Linked DNA regions of Homo sapiens: region 1 is linked to region 2. The links are chromatin loops, found by intact Hi-C in ENCODE. Cell type or tissue: heart right ventricle. All regions are shown on one strand. Each heading gives the region's core, and the rest is flanking DNA. Links, peaks and the distances in the headings are about the cores only.

Region 1 (10,790 bases), core at 1,082-9,081, 53 kb before region 2:
GCTCCTTATGAGAATCTGACTAATGCCTGATGATCTCAGGTGGAGCAGTTTCATCCTGAAACCATCTCCCGCCCCCTGTCCATCCATGGAAAAATTATCTTCCATGAAACTGGTCCCTGGTTCCAAAAAGGTAGGGGACCACTGTCCTAGAGTGTACTTACACAGTCCTAGATGGTATAGACCAGCGGTCCCCATCTTCTTCCCCAATTTTTCCATGGACCAGAGTAGGGGTAGGGATGGTTTCGGGATGATTCAAATGCATTCCATTTATTGTGTACTTTATCTCTATTATTATTACATTGTAATATATAATGAAATAATTATACAACTCACCATAATGTAGAAACAGTGGGAGCCCTGAGCTTGTTTTCCTGGAAATAGATGGTCCCGTATGGGTGCGATGGGAGACAGTGACAGATCACAGGCATTAGATTCTTATAAGGAGCGCACAACCTAGATCCCTCACATGCACAGTTCACAACAGGATTCGCGCTTCTTTGAGAATCTAATGCTGCCACTGATCTGACAGGAGGCGGAGCTCAGGTGGTCATGCAAGTGATGGGAAATGGATGTAAATACAGATGATGCTTCACTCACTCGCCCACTGCTCACCTCCTGCTATGCAGTCCAGTTCCTAACAGGTAACTGGTCCATGGCCCTGGGGGTTGGGGACCTCTGGTATAGACTACTACACACCTAGGCTACATGGTATGGCCTGTTGCTCCTAGGCTCAAACCTGTACAGCATGTTACTGTACTGACAGGCAACTTTATTTCTGGCAACTTTAACACAATGGTAAGTATTTGTGTATCTAAACATAGAAAAGGTACAATAAAAATACAGTTTTATAATCTTATGGGACTGCCATCATCTATGCAGTCCATTGTTGACTGAAACGTTACGTGGCACATGACTGTAGTTTCAAATCAAATTCCATTATGATAATTACGATGATAATTTCAATAAAAATCTCTGTATGACAAAATATTTAAACATTCAAATTTACTTATTTCAGACACTGTTAGGCCTACAGCAATTCAAATACAACAAAAAAATCCTATTGATTGGTCCCTTGATGTTTGTTTCAGTGGCATGCTGAAGTTGGTTCCTACTGGCTTGTAAGAGCCAACTGTTAAATTTGTAAGAACTTTGAGAGCTGGTTGTGAAACTGTTGGTAGCTTGAAATCAGCCCTGCAGGGAGTATTTACACCATAGAAATTGGCAAACACCGCGAATTAGGATGGCCCCCATTCCCTGGCCGCAAACAACTAGTTTACCGGCATGCCACTGGTTGTAATGTATTATAACCTATGGCAGAAAATACAAGTAATCTTATAATTAACTGCCCAATATATAACAAATTTTGCATATTACATGTATACAAGAAACAGACAGTGACCCTTATATTAGTTATCACAGCGATTTGAATAATGACTGTAGAACAAATAGAAAAACCAGACACTTTTGATGAGAGGAGGTAAATTTTTACTGCTAAAAGGTCGTTTTTGAAAAACATTCTTGTCTGAGTGGTCAACCAGCATCAATGCTGCAAGTGACTCCAGAAACCTTTAAAAAGAGAATTTCCATCTGATAGATTAGAAACACACACAAGACAAAGACTGTGGATGTTTTAATGTGAAAATCACATTGTAAGGAATATCAGGAGATTCCCTGTTTTCCTGACCTGTTTCCCTATGTGTGTCTTACTAATAGCGTCCCCCAGGAGCAACAGCACATAAAGGACTGATCTATAACTGTGCTCAATAACTTTTGATGGGTAAGTCATGAGGATTAAGCCACAGTTGAAGTTTCTCTCCTTTGGTTTGTAATTTTACGCATAGTGCCCTTCTTCAGTGAAAAGAGTTCTTCAGCTGTGTTTAATGCAAAATGATGAGAGAAACAGCATATAACAATGACTTAAATTTAGCTTTCAGGGCTCAACCAATCCCTCTGGTGTTCAGCACATCCCTCTGGCTGTAGACACAAAGGGAGGAGGTGCATCTGTCAATTTCATGACTTAGAGCAGTGCTTCTCAAACTTTGGGGTGCATGAGAGTCACTTGAAGCAGTCATTAAAACACACTGTTTCTAATTCAGGAGGTCTGAGAAGGGACCTGAGAATTTGGATTTCTTTTTTTTTTTTTTTCTTTTTTGAGATGGAGTTTTGCTCTGTTGCCCAGGCTGGAGTGCAGTGGCACGATCTCGGCTCACTGCAACCTCTGCCTCCCGGGTTCAAGTGATTCTCCTGCCTCAGCCTCCCGAGTAGCTGGGATTACAGGTGCCCACGACCACACACGGCTACTTTTTGTATTTTTAGTAGAAACGGGGTTTCACCATGTTGGCCAGGCTGGTCACAAACTCCTGACCTCAAGTGATCCACCCACCTCGCCGCCTCAGCCTCCCAAAGTGCTGGGAGTATAGGTGTGAGCCACCACGCCTGGCCAAGAATTTGGATTTCTAAGAAGTTCCCAGGTGATGCTGATGCTGATGCTGATGCTGATGCTGCGGTCTGTGGACCACACTCAGGAACAATGCTTCTCAAACTTTAAAGTGCTTACACATCACATTGTTGAAATGCAGGTTCCGATTCAGTGGGTCTGAGGGAGGAGCTAAGATTCTACATTTCTGCAAGGCCTAGGTGGCAACTGGTCTGAGGACCACACTTCGAGGAGCAAGGATTTAGTTTAGAAGCTGGTCATGATGGATTGACCTTTGGTTAACCAATCCCTTGAAGGTGAAGCTTGTAAAATTAGACTCACTGATCAAACAGACCTAGAGTAAATAAACTTGTTTATTATAATTTTTCCATTTTTCCCCTCCCCTTCCTTTCTGTCTTACTTCCTTATAGCCACCTGTATGTCTCAGCACCGTCTCTTATGTCTAAAACTGACTTCAGTTCTAGCCCTGCCAAACCAGATCTCCAACTTCCACCCAACTTTTCTTATTGTACTCAACTCAACTACTATTTCTATCCCAATCCCTCAGGTGGTTAAACTCAAAGACACCATCATTTCTTCTCTTGTACTTATTCTCCAATTCAGTCACAGGCCTTGTGGGCTATTTTTCATCATGATCATCATCATCTACAGCTTATTGATGTTCACTTACTGCCTACAGTGTGCCAGGTTCTGAGCTAGATCCCTTACACACAGCATCTCTAATCCATAAAAGGACTGCAAGGGGGCATCTTGGTGAGAGCTGAACTGACACTCTATACAATGTTGCAGTCAGGACTCCAACCTGTGTCAGACTCTAGATGCCACGATCTCTCCACTAGGCCATGGTCCCTCTCTCTAGTCATCGTTTCCTCTCCATTTCCCCTGCCACCACCCTAGTGTGAGATCTTTTCATCTCAGTGGAAGCTTCCTCTTCCATTCCCACTGGAATCTAGCCTCACCCTTTATTAAAATACCACTGTCCTCATGACATTTGCTAAAAAGGAAAAAAACAAAACAACAAGCTTTCAAGAAGGCACTCTTAACTAAAGGATGCGCGCATGAACACACACACCCACACTCTCCCCAGCCCACCACACACACGGACCAGCGCATAAGCTCTCTGTAATCTGATGGTATAAAATGAAAAAAGACTCTTTACATCCAATAAGGGTGAAAATATTTTTGAAATTTAGAGAAAGGAACATATAGGTAGACCCACAGACACGCCACATTCCATGCTGAGAAACCATGAACTTGCTTTGGTGGCAACTGTGAAGCACAGAAGGGCGACAGACACGGGGTGCTGGCCTGACCTCCCGCTGAAGGACTGGGTGGCACTCCCATGGCTGATGGGCGGGTTTATTCCTTTTGGATTTTTGGACCATGCTGGGTGAGCTTCTTATGCCTCTTCAGGATGATTTCTTACATTCCACTAAGAGAGCCTCAGAAGATTTGGTTAGAGCAGAGATTATAGTAGATGACACAATCTGGGAGCTAGAAGGTTGTGCAGAGGTCAAGCGTCATTGTGTCATTGATGGGAAAAGAGAGGCCCAGAGAGGGGAAGCAGGATCAGAAGCCACAGGTCCTGACTCCAGCACACTCATCTTTCCCTCCCATCCTTCCCCGTGAGCTAGCCCTGTGGCCGCCAGGCATCTGGTGCATGTGGTATTCGTGCAGATCCAAGCCCGGACAGCTGTCACTGGTTCACATTCCAAAGAGCTGGGGCACTTCCTCACCGTGTGCATTTCTCACTGCTGACTCTATCAGCATTTAATCAATATCAGATGGCACTGCCTGGCCTCCCTTTCCACTTGACACGCTTTCTCTGTCTTGTTTTCCCCCTCCCCTGACTTCTTTTTAATAAGAATTCTGTTTTATCTTCCTCTCTGCCCTCCGCTGGGAGGACATCTGGCCAAACACACGGATGCCTACTACAAAGGGACCCTGCTGGCTCCTGTAGCTGGGGCACCCCCTCCTCCTTGAACCTAGATGGTTACAAAATAACATTCAAGAGAGATATCCCCCTGTTACCAGCCTTTGTAGTGTTTGTTTTCTTAGCATTACTTTCCAGAGCCTGGGGACTTTGTTCCCATGGCGGGGTGGGGGTGGGCAGGGAAGGAAGGGCTGGGGACTGATATACAGAGTGCTGCAGAGGAGAGATTTCAGTTCAGGAAGTGAAGCAGTGCTGCCCCTCACCATTAAGAGATCCAGCGTGCCAAAGAACCTGGCGCCAATAGCACATTTGAAATTCAGAGGCCTACAGGCAGCAAGGACCTGAAGGGTGCATGCCTTTCCGCTGCTTTTCCCTCTTGAACTATCTCCCGCTGAACTCCACTCTTGGCTCATGTTTTGAATGTATTTTCCAGTGTCCGAGTCTTTGTTATACAAAAAAGTGTGGGGGCCCAGTGAAGCCAAAATCGCTCTGGTTAACTCCTTGAGTATTCCATGGAAGTTCAGAATAGGCTGACAATTTGGTCCCCAGTGCCCAAACTCAAAGTCCCCTGGGCTGCCCTGGTTCCAACAACACATTTCAAGTAAGAAGCTGGCAGGGGGGGAATGGGGGCTGCTGATCAGTGAGCCGTTTGCTGGTTGGGGGAATAATTGAAACGCTCCAGGAATGACAGTGCAAAGGGCCAGAAGAATTCACCAGCAAAGAGAATTCCTTTCTGCTGTGGTTCTCCATAAAGAGCCCTCCCAAGTGCTGTGGTCCAGTCTCAATCCAGTCTGTTTTTCCGATCTTTTTGCAGAAAAAAAAAGAGTCTCCTTCACTCTCATATTTTTTTGCCATGTATATCACTGAAGGTGGGCTTGTGTGTTAAAATGGATACATTGCAGATCCATCCCCTTCCTTGGTAGGTGGAGGCCGGCACTGTGGGTGAGTGTGGGACACTTCTGGGCTATTTTCATGATCACAAGTGTCTATAGCTCAGTGGTGTTGCCATAAAGATCATGTTACCAAAGAGAAGCTTTAAAAAGGGTCAATTGCAAAATCCAGAAAACCACAAGTTTTGATCTGAGATTCGCAGTGAACTTTTCATGTGGTTTTTTTACAGTTATTAATCTACTGCCTGGTGGTATAGATTCCCATAAACCCATAAGAATGATTTGGCTCTAACAGTAAAACGGATGATTCAAATAAATTCCTATAATTAAAATGGCCCCAAAAGCAACAAAACAATAAGAGTTAACAACCCGGTTAGTTGCTTGAATGTTACGCAATATCACTGGAACAAAAGTTAAATACATAAAACACTTTATCCACCGAAATAACTAGCTTTTCCTTATGATGAAGGCTATTTACTAAATGATGAAATATGGAATTAGTAAAAAAAATTTTTTTTATTAGTGAGTAATTTAGTTCCCCAAATACAAATCCCAGCCCTGGACACCTTACTATGCCAAGTTTCCTAACGATGTGGATAGCCATGAAAACGGAAGCAGGACAAGAATTGGAAATGAAATCACTTTCTGTGCAAAATAAGTGAAGCCTCACAGCAGCTCTGTATTCATAAAGATGTGTTCAAACCGGAAAAGTTACTTAGAAGAGAGTTTTATGACAGCATGAACTCTTCGACGTTCATGCTGAACTTACATTCAAATTCTGTGCATTTACCAAGGGTATAGTTTGTTTTCATTGAAATTTTTTCATGTGTATAAAAAGAAAAGGCAGTCAGTTCTGGTTTGGTTTTATTGTTTTTTTTAAGATTATGCATTATTTATTTAAAATTTATAATTTATACCCTGCCTACTAAAAAAGAATTGTCGTAGGCAAAAGCCAGATGTAACGGTCCCACTCAGAGTATGCAGTGTCTGCCAGAATATATAGTGTCTCAAAAGAACGCCATTATTTTCTCTTTGTGGTTTTTATAAGAAATCCTTTATTAGATGAACTGTCCACAAATGCTTTCAATTCCAAGGAGAGGAATCCTTGCTCACTGGGGAGCTCAACCATCACATCTCTTACAGTTGTCTCTCCTAGCTGGCCCCTTCCTCTTGGCTCTATTCCTATACATTTTATTCTATGGGCACAGAGTGAACTGTCAACATTTCAGCAGCCTGACTACTTCATTATCTGGCACTACCATACAATGTCCTTCTGGGATTAAGTGCTGAATCTTTTCATTAAAAGGACTCATGAAAATGCAGCTCTAGCTTGGGTCATCAATCTGCTGTAGAATTGAGCCAGACACTGACTCTGACAGGTAATTGAGGAAGGCCATGAGACATTTCTTGAGTGGGTGAGAGTTTGCTATTGCTGTGAATGTGAAGAGGAATTGCTGAGGATGAAGGCTATTACTGAGGACCTGATATGGGCCAGGAACCCTCTCCTGGTTACTTATAATGTCTTTAACAACCCTGCAGAGTAGGAATTCTGACCCTAATTTTACAGATTTTAGGAAAGTGGGGAGGTCAAAGAGGGTGAGTACCCAAGCCAGTGAGTAGCTGAGCTGGGAGTTGAACCCAAATCTTTTGTGTGTTGCTTCTCCAAGCTTATTCATCTCCAGAAGTGAAAAACAAAACAAAGCAAGATAAAGGATGCCCAACGAGATAATCTAGAAAACGGACCAGTTAGACATACCAGTAGAAGTATTCTGTCAAAATAAAGGGGTGCGGAAACATCCTTTCACATGTTGATAGATAAGCCTTTCTCAGAAATAAGCAATAAAATGTAGTCTCCGGTGGGTTAACTAACTTACAGGCCTGATGCTTCTGCCGGCTATAATTTCTCCTTTATTAGACTGTGGTGACATACTTAAGCAGCAAGTAAATTCTGCCCTAAATAAATGCTCATTCTCTCTAGGAGAGGTCAAGAGTGGCTTGAAGGTTTGGCTGGTAAGGCATGTTAGCCCCTCAGGGGAATATCTCCCAATGCTGAGGGAGTTTTTGGAGTGAGATGGGCCAGGGAAAGAAGGTACCTTTATAATTTCAAAGCAAACTATGGGATATGCAGGAGCCTTGATCAGTTTAAGCTTGAAACCAAATAAATTGGTCACCCCATGGTTTTCTTTTGAAGTTCTAGTATGCTTGAAATGAACCCCAAAAGCCAGTCTTCAATGGCTCCTTCATCTACAGAGCCAAAAAACTGCTTGTGGCTCAAGCTTGCAGGAGCTGGGCAAGGTAAGACAGAGGCAAGGAAGAAGGTGACAGGAGGGTTTATCAGATGGCGATTAAAAAATTTATTTACCTCTAGCCTCTTAGCCTCCCTCTAAAAAAAAATTATCTGGAATACACTGGCAAAAAATATTTTTTTCTTACCAATACCTCCTTGACCCTGTGGTTCAGGAATCCACAGTGATTCTCCAGTTGCTCCCGCACCCTCTGACCATGTTGGCACTCAGAATCTTGAGGCCGGGAGGGGCGCTGGCTGTCATCTTGGCTAATATGCATCTCACCAGTGAAGAAACTGAGGCCCAAGGAACTCCACTCCTCTCTCCTACTCCCCCCACCCCAAGTTTATACACAGCCAGGCTGGCTTTAGGGCTCGGGTTTTCTACCTTCCAGCTGGAGTTCCTTCGACCCCAGAATTCTGCCCACATCACCACATTCCATTCTTGCTACATCCTGTTTATTCATTTCTTCAAGGTGTAAGTAGCAGGCAGTAGTTATACTGGTGAACACAACAGACAAAAATCTATCTCTGCCTTCTGGAACTTATATTCCAGTGGGAGGATGTCTTCATATGACAGAAGGTGATGAATGCTATAGTAAAAACAAGGCAAGCACTGAGCGAAGGGCATGTAGCGGGGGACGTAGATGTCAATTTTAAGTATGGTGTGTCTGGAGCCCTCTCCGCAGAGTAACATTTGAGCAAGAGTTTGAGGGAGCATGGGAAGGACCCCAGGCACCTGCATAGCTATGGTCTCTGACAGGGCTCTGCTCATTTCCCCTCTGGGCTGTGAGATTTGCCCTTCTCTTCCCTGAAACGCTCTTCCCTACTAACTAACTTCCTTTGTGCTTACTCACAGATTTCCTCCTCAATGCACCCTTTCCTAATTTGCCTTGAATCCCTAAGCACCTGTGTAGTTGATACTGCACACATCCACACTCCCCATGATCTTCATAGCTACCTCCTTGTACAGGCATGAGGGTTTTGTTTTTCTGCTGTGTTGCGTTTGCATTTCCCTAAGCAAAGGAGCACCCGCTAGTACTCGGCACATCCTGCGGCTTAACAAAGGCATGACTGGAGTACAGATCCGGGCAGTGGGAAGTGGGCCCTCGCTTCCAGGAGCAATCTCCCTGCCCCCAAATTGGAATCTGCTGTCAGGTGCAAGGGATTTCACAATCTCCTCTCCCACCTTTGTCTCCAGTCTTCTAGGTGATTTGCTGATCTCACTGTCCTGTGGGCCGGGGTATGGATGTCCTGGGAGAGGGGCACAGCTCAGGGGCCTGACAGTTAAAACACTGACACTGATGAGAGCCCTTTCCTCCCACACAGCCAAGGCTGATGCCACAGGGAGCCGCAGCCTCAAACCCGCTGGAGGTAGAGGGTGGAATGAAGGTTATGATGAAAGGAATGCAAAACATGCCTTCAGACCCCTGCCCAGACTGAAGTGAGTCCCAAGACCCTACAGCATTTCTCCATTTTGTGGGTCTCGGCACTTTCAAAACTCCATGTGATAGGGCCAAGATGAGAACTGTAAACCTGCAATCCAACACTTGCCTTGAGTGTGGCTGCTTTACAAAGTGTCATTTGGGGGCAGCTGAAGGACTAATATAATGACGAGGGGGAACAGCGCTGAGCAGGACAAATCTCAGTTAATGACAAGATATTTGCTGTTTGTCAACGACACAGTGTCGGGGCATGTGAAAATTATGCTGCTGAGCAGGTGCTGGCAAAGACATGCCTACATCCACTCTCCCTCACATACCGATTTGATTTTTTTTTTAACCACCAAAACTAGTGTTTTGATGGGGAAAAAAAGTGGACTTCAATGTAAATGAAAACATCAATCAACCTGACAGACATTCCTCGTTCCTCAAAAACATGTGTTTTTTACTTTCTTCAAGTGAAGATGATAGTCGAAGACACTTAAAATTAAGGGAACGAAGCCAAGACAGAGCAGGAGACTTCACCACTGCTGTTTTAAAACAGTCATTCTGTTCCACATTGAATGTGGCCTCAGTCTTGAACCTAATGAGAAATGAGTCAATCGACTTGAAATGATCCAAATGAGGAAAAGTTGGCAAAACAAGGAGGGAACTGGGAGGGACCTATTTTAATAGAGTATTGGCCCACGACGCCTGTGAGGGGAGAGTGGCCCCAGACGGAATGACGACCATCCCTGTCACTAGCCACATACTTGTTATTAAAACTGGACAAAGGCCTGGTGTCGTGGCCCATGCCTGTAATCCCAGCACTTTGGGAGGGTGAGGCAAGAGGATCCCTGAGGCCACGAGTTCAAGACTGGCCAGGGCAACACAGTGAGATGCTGTCTCTACCAAAACAAAACAAAACAAAACAAAACTAGACAAAGGGGGATGGGGAGAGAAATATTTTCATGGGGCAGACAGCTATACTTTTGGAAGTCAAAGCAATGAAACTGGAAATAAAAATGAAAAACCATTAAACAAAAAGTCAGAAGGCATGCAATGAATTATGGCATATAAAATAAATGGGAACATGTAGGCTTATTTAATTTTCCATGCCTTTATATGGAGTTTAGAAATGACAGTTAAATTTAGAAAATTGTTTAAAACTGAAATAACTAGATGGGAACATACGTTTGTACACACACACACAAAGTGACTTTCTTCAGACACTAGAGATGTTTGTAGAAAAGGATTTCTAAAGCAAAATTCAAAATCACCAGGCACAGTGGCTCATGTCTGTAATCCCAACATTTTGGGAGGCCAAGGTGGGTGGATCACTTGAGGTCAGGAGTTTGAGACCAGCCTGGCCAATATGGTAAAACCTTATCTCTACTAAAAACACAAAAAATTAGCTGAGCATAGTGGCACATGCCTGTAGTCCCAGCTACTTGGGTGGCTGAGGCAGAAGAATCGCTCGATCCTGGGAGGCAGAGGTTGCAGTGAGCCGAAATCCCACCAGTACTCTCCAGCCTGGGTGATAGACAGAGACTGTCAAAAACAAAACAAGGCCGGGCGCGGTGGCTCAGGCCTGTAATCCCAGAACTTTGGGAGGCCAAGGTGGGCGGATCATGAGGTCAGGAGATCGAGACCAGCCTGGCTAACATGGTGAAACCCCGTCTCCACTAAAAAATACAAAAAAATTAGCCGGGCGTGGTGGCGGGCGCCTGTAGTCCCAGCTACTTCTGAGGCTGAGGCAGGAGAATGGCGTGAACCCGGGAGGCGGAGCTTGCAGTGAGCCGAGATCACGTCACTGCACTCCAGC
Region 2 (10,790 bases), core at 1,540-9,539:
GCTTGAAAAACCAAGTCAACTAAAAATGAAAGTTCCAGGACTTCCACTTGTAGAAGATGAAGTGGACACACTTTTCCCCACTTCTCCTGCCAAGTATAACTAAAATCCTGACATCAGATAGGAAACAAACATAAGAAGACTGTGAAAGGTGGAGTAAAGGAAGCCTGGCTAGAGATCTCAGAACTCACAGAACAACACATGGCTGAGTTGTTCTTCTTTTTTTTTTTTTTAAGACGGAGTCCGCTCTTGTTGCCCAGGCTGAAGTGCAGTGGCATGATCTCAGCTCAATGCAACCTCCACCTCCTGGGTTCAAGTGATTCCCCTGCCTCAGCCACCCGAGTAGCTGGGATTACAGGCATGCTGTATTTTTGTATTTTTAGTAGAGACGGCGTTTCACCATGTTGCCCAGGCTGGTCTCGAACTCCTGACCTCAGGTGATCTGCCCGCCTTGGCCTCCCAAAGTGCTGGGATTACAGGCGTGAGCCATCACACCAGGCAATTATTTCTATCCTAGACTTATAGTGAAGAAGACAACAACCTGGAAATGCCAAAGAGCACAGACAAAAAAAAAATATCCGAAAAAAGCTCATCTCTTCAGGAATGAAGCAGCCTAGCAAAATAGAAAACTTTTCAATAATAAATGCTCAACACCAGCCAAAAACCACAGAATCCCCACCTCCACCCATGCCAGCAAAGCCTGGGTGGGGAACCCAGACTCTCCTCACCTGTTGGGCTGTACCCCACTGGGGTGGGGTAAGAGAATGCTTAGTAGAGTGACTGGATTTTTACTACTGCCTACCCATAATGGAGCCACCCCTACTGCGCTATCAAAAGAACCACACGGAGAGCTGGAATTTCTATCCCTTCCCACCAATAATGCTTAATAATTAGCAATAATAATGATGATACCACTCAGGTATCAATGGAGATCCAGTAGAAACCTGGACTTCTGCATCCACCTAAGCAGTAATGAGGTGATGCCTACCCGTCCCTTGCTGAAGTCCTGCCAGAGAAAGCCAGCTTAAAACAAAAGGTTTTGATGTGATTCAGAGTCTAGTAACATAATACTAAAATATCCTGGTTTCAGCTGAAATCACTTGTCATATCAAGAGACAGGAAGATCTTAAATGCAATGAAAAATGACAATCAATAGATGCCAAGACTGAGATGATAGAGATTTTAGGATTACCTGACAAAGATTAAAAAGCAGCCATGATAAATCACTTCAATGAGCAATTATTAATATGTTTCAAACAAAGAGAAAAAAAAGCCTTGGAAAAGAAACTGACTATCTCAGAGAAGAAATAGATGACCTAAAGAAGAACCAGATGAAAATTTAGAACTAAAAAATAAATAACCAAAGTTATTTATCAATCAAACTCATTGGAACAGAGCAGGCTGAGCACAGTGGCTCACGCCTGTAATTCCAGCACTCTGGGAAACCAAGATGGGTGGATCGCTTGAGCCCAGACATCTGAGACATGCCTGGGAAACATGGTGAAACCTCATCTCTACAAAAAAATACAAAGATTAGCCAGGCGTAGTGGCATGCACCTGTAGTTCCTGGGCAAAAAAGTGAAATCCTGTCTCAAAAACCAGAAACAAACAAAAAACAAAAACAAAGAACAGAGAAAATAGGGAGAGAATCAGTGAACTGGAAAACAAAACAGTAAAAATGACCAATCTGAATAACAGAGCGAATATAGATTGAAAAGCAAATAACAGAGCCTCAGGGATTTGTGGACTATAACAAAAAATCTAACATTTATGTCATAAGTGTCCTAGAAGGAGAGGAGAAAGGAGGAGCAGATAGAAAAGTAATAGAAGAAAAAATGGCTGAACACTTCCCAAATTTGGCAAGAGAAATGAACCTACATATTCAGATGATGAGTGAATTCCAAACAGGATAAAGCCAAAAAAATACACATCAAGACACATCCTAATTAAACTTCCAAAAACAAAGGACAAAGAAAACATTTTAAAAGCAGCAAGATAAAAAAACACCTTACTTATATTGGAAAGACAATTTGAATGATGGTGATTTTATCATCAGAAAATATGGAAGCCAGAAGGAAGAGGTGAGAGAGTTTTCAAGTGCTGAAAGAAAAAAACTGATAACCCAGAGTCCTATATCCAGCAAAAATATCCTTCAGAAATGAAAGGGGAAAGGAAGACATTCTCAGAGGAAGGAAAACTAAGTGATATCTCCAACAGTCCTAATCTGAAAAATTAGCTAAAGAAAGTGCTCTAAACAGAAAAAAAAAAAAGAAAGAAAGAAAACAAAACCTTCAATATTAGGAAGGAAGAACAAAGCAAACAAAAATATAGGTAAATGCAATAGCCTTTTCTCTTCCTCTTGAGTTTTCTAAATTATGCTTGATGATAAGGCAAAAATTATAAAACTGGTCTGGTTCTTAATGTATATAGGTAAATTTAAAGACAAACATATTATAAATGGAAAGGATAAAGGGAGGTAAAGTTTCCGTACTTCACTAGAACTAGCGAAATGACAATAGAGGTAGGCTTTGATAAGTTATGTAGACACATAATCCAGCACCTAAAGCAACCACTAAAAAAGTCATGCAAAGGGACTCACTAGAAACCACTATAGATATATCAAAACAAAATCCTAAAAATTGTTCAGATAACCCACTGGCAGGCAAAAAAATGAAAACAGAGCTATAAAAAACAGGTAACAATGACAAAAAATAAAAGAGCAGACCTAAGCCCTAACATATCAATAATTACATTTAAAGCATTACGATTTAAAGATGGAGAACAGCATAGTTGATTAAAAACATATGACTCAATTATACGCTGTCTCCAAGAAACTCATTTCAAATATAACATACAGGAAGGTTGAAAGTAAGAAGATAGAAGAAGGTATACCACACAAACATTAATCAAAGGAATTAACTGAACGACAAAAATACAAATGATCTCATTTGAATATGGGCAGAAGACATGAAGAGACATTTGACTGAAGAAGACAGATGGATGGCAAATAAACACATAGAAAGATATTCAACATCACTAGCCATTAGGGTAATGTAAATCAAAGGCATAATGACATACCACTAGACATCTATCAGAATGGCTGACATAAAAAACGGTGACCCCACAAATGCTGGAGAGGATGTAAGAAAGCTAGATCACTCATATGCTGCTGGTGAGAATGTAAAATGGTACAGTCACTCTGGAAAATAGTTTGGCAGTTTCTAAAACAATGGAACATACAATGGCTATATGACTCAGCAATTTCACTTCTAGGCACTTATTCTAGAGAAGGATGATTTATGTTTACACAAAAATATGTACATACTGGTCAGGCACAGTGCTACGATCCCAGCACTTTCGGAGGCCAAGGCAGGAGAACTGTTTGAGGCCAGGAGCTCAAGACCAGCCTAGGCAACATAATGAGACCCCATCTCTATAAAAAATTTAAAAAAGCATCTGTACGTGAATGTTTACAGCAGTTTTATTCATAATGCCCCCAACCTGGAAATAATTCAGATGTCCTTAGACAGTGAATAGCTAAATAAACTATGATACAGTACATATAACCTGATGGAATACTACTCACCAATAAAAAGGAATGAAGTACTAATACATGCAACAGTCTTAATGAATCTCTAGACAATTATGCTCAGTGGGGTTGGGGAACACCAATCATGAATGGTTATATACTCTATGATTCCATTGATACAACATTCTTGAAATGACAAAACTATAGAAATGGAGAACATATTAGTGGTTGCCAGTGATGAAGAAGTAGGTGGAGGAAAGGGGAAGAAAATATGTGGAATCTTTGTGATAACAGGCATTTTTTGTATCTTGACTTTGTCAGTGTCAATATTCTGGTTGTGATACTGTACTACAGTTTTGTAAGATGTTACCACTGGGAGGAACTGGGTAAGGGGTACATAGGAACTCCATATTATTTCTTGCAACTGCATGTGAATTTACAATGATTTCCAAAATAAAATTTAATTTTCAAATGGGAAGCTTCAGGGGTGACTTGCAAATTGGTAAAGAGAGTAAGCAAAAGCAAAACAAAATAAATGAACAAAAACCAAACTTGGGTCGGGCGCGGTGGCTCACACCTGTAATCCTAGCACTTTGGGAGGCCGAGGCGGGTGGATCACCTGAGGTACCTGAGGTCAGGAGTTTGAGACCAGCCTGACCAACATGGTGAAACCTCGACTCTACTAAAAATACAAAATTAGCTGAGCATGGTGGCACATGCCTGTAATCCTAGCTACTTGGGAGGCTGAGGCAGGAGAATCACTTGAACCCGGGAGGCGGAGGTTGCAGTGAGCCGAGATCATGCCATTGCACTCCAGCCTGGGCAACAAGAGTGAAACTGTGTCTCAGAAAACAAACAAACAAACAAAAAACAAAAAACAAAACCGAACTCTTATGCAAACACAGATCTTTAAGGATAGAAGAGCCCTTAATTATCAGTGGGTTTGACCTCTGAATCTGAAGTTAGGAAAGGGCGGCCCAGAGATGAAGTGACTTGCCCAAGGATAAAGCTGGGCCTCTAACCCCCAAACAGGCTTGTTCTCAGACACCCAGCCTGCAGACCACAGCAAACAGGTGCTGCTTCTCTAGAACTGCTGATTAAGGTCCAGTAATACATTTGTGAGTGTGGCCAAGAGATTTCAAGCACCTTTTAAAACTGTGCAATCACCTGCAAAGCAAGGAAGGATTGCAGGAGTTATTTCCTAATATTTCACTTGGAATATTCAAATGCTTCTCTGCACCTAATAAAACTACTGTCCCAAAGACAAGAGGATCCTAATTTTCAAAGGTTACATTCAAAATGCATCAGTGCAAACACGGAATGAAGCTATTATTTATGTCACCAGCATTACATACACTGGAGAGCCAAGGCAATGGCAAACATTTGCAGGAAGCTTTGCAGTTTACTAACATTATTTCATTTGATTGCAGCAACAGTTCTGTGTGATGTGGGAATTAATGCCGTTTCCATTTTACAGATAAGGCAACTACCCCCTCACTAAAGTGACCAGACAACTCGAAGTCAGGAACTAGCAAACCGCAGAACGAGGGCTCCTACCTAGATTTTCTATCCTCAGTTACTGCTGCCTTTTCCTTGTATCATTGTGATATCTCTTCTCCTAGGCCTAGGGATGAGGTAGCGCCTAAATCGTTACAAAGCTAACTCCATCCCAGATATAAATTCCAGTCTCTAGATGCAAGTTAGGCCTAACTCCTTACCACCCTCCTCAAGAGCTTCTCTGCACCATCACATCATTTTGTACAAGATGCTGTTATTGTGGCTTACTGAACTATAATTGTTTACCTGTCATAGACTAATATTTGTATCCCCTACAACAGATGGCTATAAAATTGACTTAAATTTGTAAAAGTTGCCCCTCTTGTCATCTACACACATTGGGCTGTATGTACGAAGTCATGACTTCATGACTTCTAAGAAATTTAAAAGGCTTTTCATTTAGACCTTTGGAAGTTCCTCCAAGGCACTGGGGCAAGCAGGTATGTGTCAGCAGAGAAAAGGAAGTGGCTCTTCAGGATCTAAGAGAAGTGGAAAAAATAGCTTCACAACTTTTCTGGCAAAATGTGCAGTAACACTGAGGTTTATTCAGTTGCCTGTCATAGTAACTTATGAACCTAATTACACTGTAATGCACATCTGCCTTTCTTCAACTACTCAATACTTTGGTGTTGAATATGTTTGGCTTAAAATAAGTTTGGACTGAAGAAAAATAATGAGAAATGATAATCAATAGTACTAGTTCCTTGTCAGACTACTGATTTTCACAACCTTTAACTGAGTTATCATCATGCTAGTAGATGTGGGTGAAATATTTGTGGGGAGATGACTCAACTTTTAAACCTCTTTGTCTAGATTCTCCAGTTCCTGCTGTATTAAAGAAACCAAAAAATCTAACAGATAACAATGCAAACCTGACATTTTACAAGTGTTGACACCCCCCCAAAAAAATTCATTTTGGGGATTGTTTCATCAAAAAGAAAAAACAAGCTGAAAACAGTAAAGAGCAGCCAGGGATCTAGTGAAGAACTGATCCCACACTGGCTGCTGGAGGTGACTGAAACACTCAACAGAACTGGGGATTATGAGATGATCTGATATAGAGGGAAGGATGAAAAGCAGGATGAATCAGGTCAGAGGCTGACGAGAGATATAATGGGAGTCAATGCAAGGCTCTCTGTGACTTATGGGTCTCTTTAACTGCTCCCTCAACATTTTGGTTAAATGGCTTGTTATTATATCCTAGAGGAATTCCATGACTCATTGAAAATGGCTTCTGTGCCTCCTCTCTGGTAGGGAATCTCTTTCATTATGAGCAAGAGGTAACTCCAAGTTTCCATTCACATTATAAAGCTTTGGGACTCCTCCACCGCCATGCTGGGCGGTGCCATGGGCCCCTGCCACGGCACAAACACTGTTCAGATCCTTCCCTTTGGGGGTCATGGGGAAGGCACCAGCTCTAGGGAAGATTAAGGTCCTTCAGGTCTCTGTACTTAAAGTTTTAAAATATAATATAATAATTAAATTTAGAAGACCTATCTTGCCTTACACTCTGGAGAGCATGAGATGAAGCTTGGCAAGCTAACAGGTGGGGGCGGTGGGGGGTGGGGGCGGAGGGTTGGTAGAAAAGGAAGAAGGAAGGGAAGGGCATTCCAGGCAGAGGGTCTAGCATGGGCAAGGGCATGGATGTGTGGGAAAGTATACCAGGTTTAAAGAACTGCAGTAATTAGCAATCATTCATTAACTTTACATATATACACACACATGCACCCAGACACACACACACACACACACACACTCATTCATCACTTAATGATAGGGAGATGTTCTGAGAAATGCATGGTTAAGTGATTTCATCATCATGCAAACATCACAGAGTGTACTTACACAAACCTAGATGTATAGCCTACTACACAGCTAGGCTATTGCTACGAGGCTACAAACCTATACAGCATGCTACTGTACTGAATACTGTAAGCAACTGTAACACAATGTTAAGTATTTGTGTATCTGAGCATATCTAAACATAGAAAAGGTACAATAAAAATATGATATAAAAGATAAACAATGATACACCTGTATAAGGCAACGCCATCATAATCTTACAGGACCACATATGCAGTCTGTCATTGACCAAAACATCATTATGCAGTGCATGACTATGTGTGTTTTTTCTTAGCACTTGAGCTAGGCATTGTTCTAAAGGTTATAGTGGTGACCAACACAGACAAGTTCCCTTCCCCTAAGGACCACCGCCAAGCCACAGTTCCCAAGGCCATCATCAACATGCCTGTCTAGTGACTGGGGCAGAGACTTATCTTGCCCTACCTTCTGGGCAGGAAGGGGCAGGAAGAGATCATCATGGGAAGTGGACACAGTAGAGGTGCTGAAATAGTGGAGCCAGCGTTAGAAACACGATACACAGAACAGAAATTTCATTTCTGAGGCCTGTTGCTGTCAGCAAGTTCCAAGAAACACTGGTCATTGCTGTAGCAACTGATTTCACATGCATCAGGAGAAATCGTAACAGTATTAGTTCTCCCTGGAGACGGACAAAATTGGAACTGTCCACAATTAGAGAGTGTTCCCCATTTCTTCTAATGTTGCTGCTGGTGGCTTGAAACTTTTGCCTTCCTCTAACCACTTTGGGCGATTCAGTCCTCGGAGGCCTCCCATTTTTGTCCCTGAGGAGGATGGCCCTGCCCCGCACAGCTAAGCCATGTGTGGGCTGCTCTAAGGCCCAAGAAGCCAGGGTGAGGGAGGGGTGAAGAACACAGTGAGAAATGGCAGGATTCAGAGTTTAAAGTTCTGGGCTTGGGCACCAGTTCTACAGTTAGCCGTGTGACCCTTAAGTGATTTGCTTAACCTCTCTGTACCTCTGCTTCTCTATTTGAAAATAGTGTTATTAATATCTCTCTCATTGGATCAGCATGTGGAGCAAAGTAGATAATGGGTATGGAGATACTTTGTAAGTTTAAGAGCCACATAAACACCAAGTATTTGCCTAAAATAAAGGATCTTTTCTTCATTCTAAGAGATAAAATATCCCAAATGGTGATATTTCTTTAAAAAGTCCTTACCATGGTCTTCAGTTTACTTCTACCTATATTAAGGAATTCAAGGAAACTATCAGTGAAAGTACAAACTAACTCAATCCTGGGTCTGTCTCTGTCAGAGGCATGTGAACCAGAACAACTCCATCTTAAATAGGAGCTGGGTAAAATGAGGCTGAAACCTACTGGGCTGCATTCCCAGATGGTTAAGGCATTCTAAATCACAGGATAAGATAGGAGGTCAGCACAAAATACAGGTCATGAAGACCTTGCTGATAAAACAGGTTGCAGTGAAGGAGCCGGCCAAAATCCACCAAAACCAAGATGGCGATGAGAGTGACCTCTGGTCGTCCTGACTGCTACACTCCCACCAGCGCCATGACAGTTTACAGATGCCATGGCAACATCAGGAAGTTACCAGATATGGTCTAAAAAGGGGAGACATGAATAATCCACCCCTTGTTGAGCATATCATCAAGAAATAACCATAAAAATGGGCAACCAGCAGCCCTCAGGGCTACTCTATGCAGTAGCCATTCTTTCATTCCTTTACTTTCTTAATAAATTTGCTTTCACTTTACACTGAGGACTCGCCCTGATTTCTTTCTTGTGCGAGATCCAAGAACCCTGTCTTGGGGTCTGGATCAGGACCCCTTTCCTTTAACACCTCTGCCCCCATTGGTAGTCAGTCATGTGATCTGGGACAAGTCAGTTAACCATTTAGATCCTCAGGTTCCTCATCCACAAAATGAAAAGAGCTGATGTAGGGATTGGCTAATATATCTTAAAATTATCTGGAAAATATCCAATCAATGTAAGGCATCATACTTCTATTCTATTCTATTCTATTCTATTCTATTCTATTCTATTCTATTCTATTCTATTCTATTCTAATTTTTGAGATGGAGTCTTGCTCTGTTGCTCTGTTGCACTGTTGTGCATTGGCACAATTTTGGCTCACTGCAACCTATGCCTCCTGGGTTCAAGCAATTCTCCTGCCTCAGCCTCCTGAGTAGCTGGGACTACAGGCGCATGCCACCACACTAGGCTAATTTTTGTAATTGTAGTAGAGAGGGGGTTTCACCATATTGGTCAGGCTGGTCTCAAACTCCTGACCTCAGGTGATCTGCCCACCTTGGCCTCCCAAAGTGCTGGATTACAGGTGAGAGCCACTGTGCCCAGCCCTGTATATATTTTAAATGATACAGAGTCATTATCTGAGTTTGAAGTCAAAATGTTTCTATCAAAACGTTTCTAACAAAACATTTGCTGTCAACAGTCTTTATACAGGAAGAACTCTGAAATGAACTGCAGTTGAATATCTACCTTCTTAAGCAGATGCAGAGTGAGATAAAAATAATTTTTGTAGATGTGCTGAATGTCTGGGATTGTTGATATGTCATCTGTGGTAGATAAACAATGACCACACATTCTTTGCTATTCCCCTCATTAAGAGGTGATATCTATGTCCTCTCCCCTTGAACCTGCAGAGTGGGTTGGTGGGGGTGATCTCTGTGAAAACTTAACCAACAGAATACAGCAGAAAGAATGCCGTGCCAATTTCCAAGCTAAGCCTTAAGAGACCAGCAGCTTCCACTTTCTGACTCTTGGAAGATTTGTTCTTGGAGCCCTTGCAAGATGTCTGACTGCCCTGAGGCTGCCATGCTGGAGGGAGCCCAAGCTGGTTACTTGGAGAGGGCCTAGGAGGAGACAGTGCCAGGCCGCCCCCAGCAATTCCAACTCTCATCCCTGCCTGGCATGCCGGCTGAGACCCTGGATTGTGGCGCAGAGGAGAGTTGTGTCTGCTGTACAGTCTGAATTCCTGACCCACAGGACCAGAGCAATAATAATAATAATCAATTGCTTTAAGACACTCAGTTTTAAAATGCCTTGTTTCATGCAATAGATAACTGGAAAATCATCCAAACATGAGATGATAAAATGTTTGATGGCAATGTAACACGTGTATCACTAAAATGAAATTTCAGCCCCAACATTGCTCCAGTCTCAGAACAGGAAAAATTTTCCTCTGGCTATAGCTGCAGTGAGAAATCATGGCAAACTGGGGTGATGCCTCGGTATTTCCAAGGACACCAAAAAGGAAAAAAGCCTCACTGGGTTTTATAAATCAACAAAATATATGTAGATTAAATGCCTTCTGTATAAATACAGCAGAAACATAAAGAGTCTAAAATTCTAAAAAGCGATAAAAAATTTTCTAGGTAAAGCAAAGGGGGTTCTGGATTATCTTTCCCTCAAGGTAGAGGTTAAACGCCTGACTGGACAGTAACTTAAGGACTGTGTAAATGAGAACAGATTTGGCAAATGATTTTGCAACTCCAAGAGAGGTGACTGAGAAAGATTCGAATGTTAAACTCATTTGTTTGTGTATATTTCTTATTTTTTGTATATTATGATGATGTTTTAACATCCTTAAAAAAACCCTTTCAGGCTGGGGAGAGACTACACCTCCCTCCAGGGCTAGGTAATTCTCAAAGATAGCCAAGGGCCCAGAAAGGAGCATGCCTTTGTTATGCAAACTAACCAACCTAGAGCCACACCTCCTCTACCTGGCCCATAGAACCCAGGAAGCAATGCTCCTCTCTCCTAATCATCCCAGGGCCAGGTACCAAGCAACTAGGGACCACATCTATAGTTTAGACCTATCGGAAATTATTCAAACTAGCCGTTCCTAA

What was found. Hi-C counts contacts between places; a loop is a spot of excess contacts. Peaks named below come from ENCODE experiments on the same cell type or tissue, not always from the same donor. Only the 100,000 strongest peaks of a DNase experiment are listed, where the experiment ranks them.
Region 1: it touches region 2 in a loop (2.3-fold over the local background); 2 of 110 quality-filtered maps call a loop at or near these places.

The regions. Positions count from the first base shown.
Region 1 is chr18:358,049-368,838 of GRCh38, forward strand. All of the region lies in intron 2 of COLEC12 (collectin subfamily member 12), which reads right to left. Among named protein-coding and RNA genes, the nearest start is that of THOC1, 95 kb to the left of the region's middle. In heart right ventricle, for the core only: no CTCF peak of the experiment used is centred there; a DNase peak (open chromatin) is centred at 4,092.
Region 2 is chr18:410,227-421,016 of GRCh38, forward strand. All of the region lies in intron 2 of COLEC12 (collectin subfamily member 12), which reads right to left. Among named protein-coding and RNA genes, the nearest start is that of COLEC12, 85 kb to the right of the region's middle. RefSeq lists a silencer at 9,618-9,811 and an enhancer at 10,358-10,790. In heart right ventricle, for the core only: no CTCF peak of the experiment used is centred there; no DNase peak of the experiment used is centred there; H3K27ac peaks cover 1,219 bases.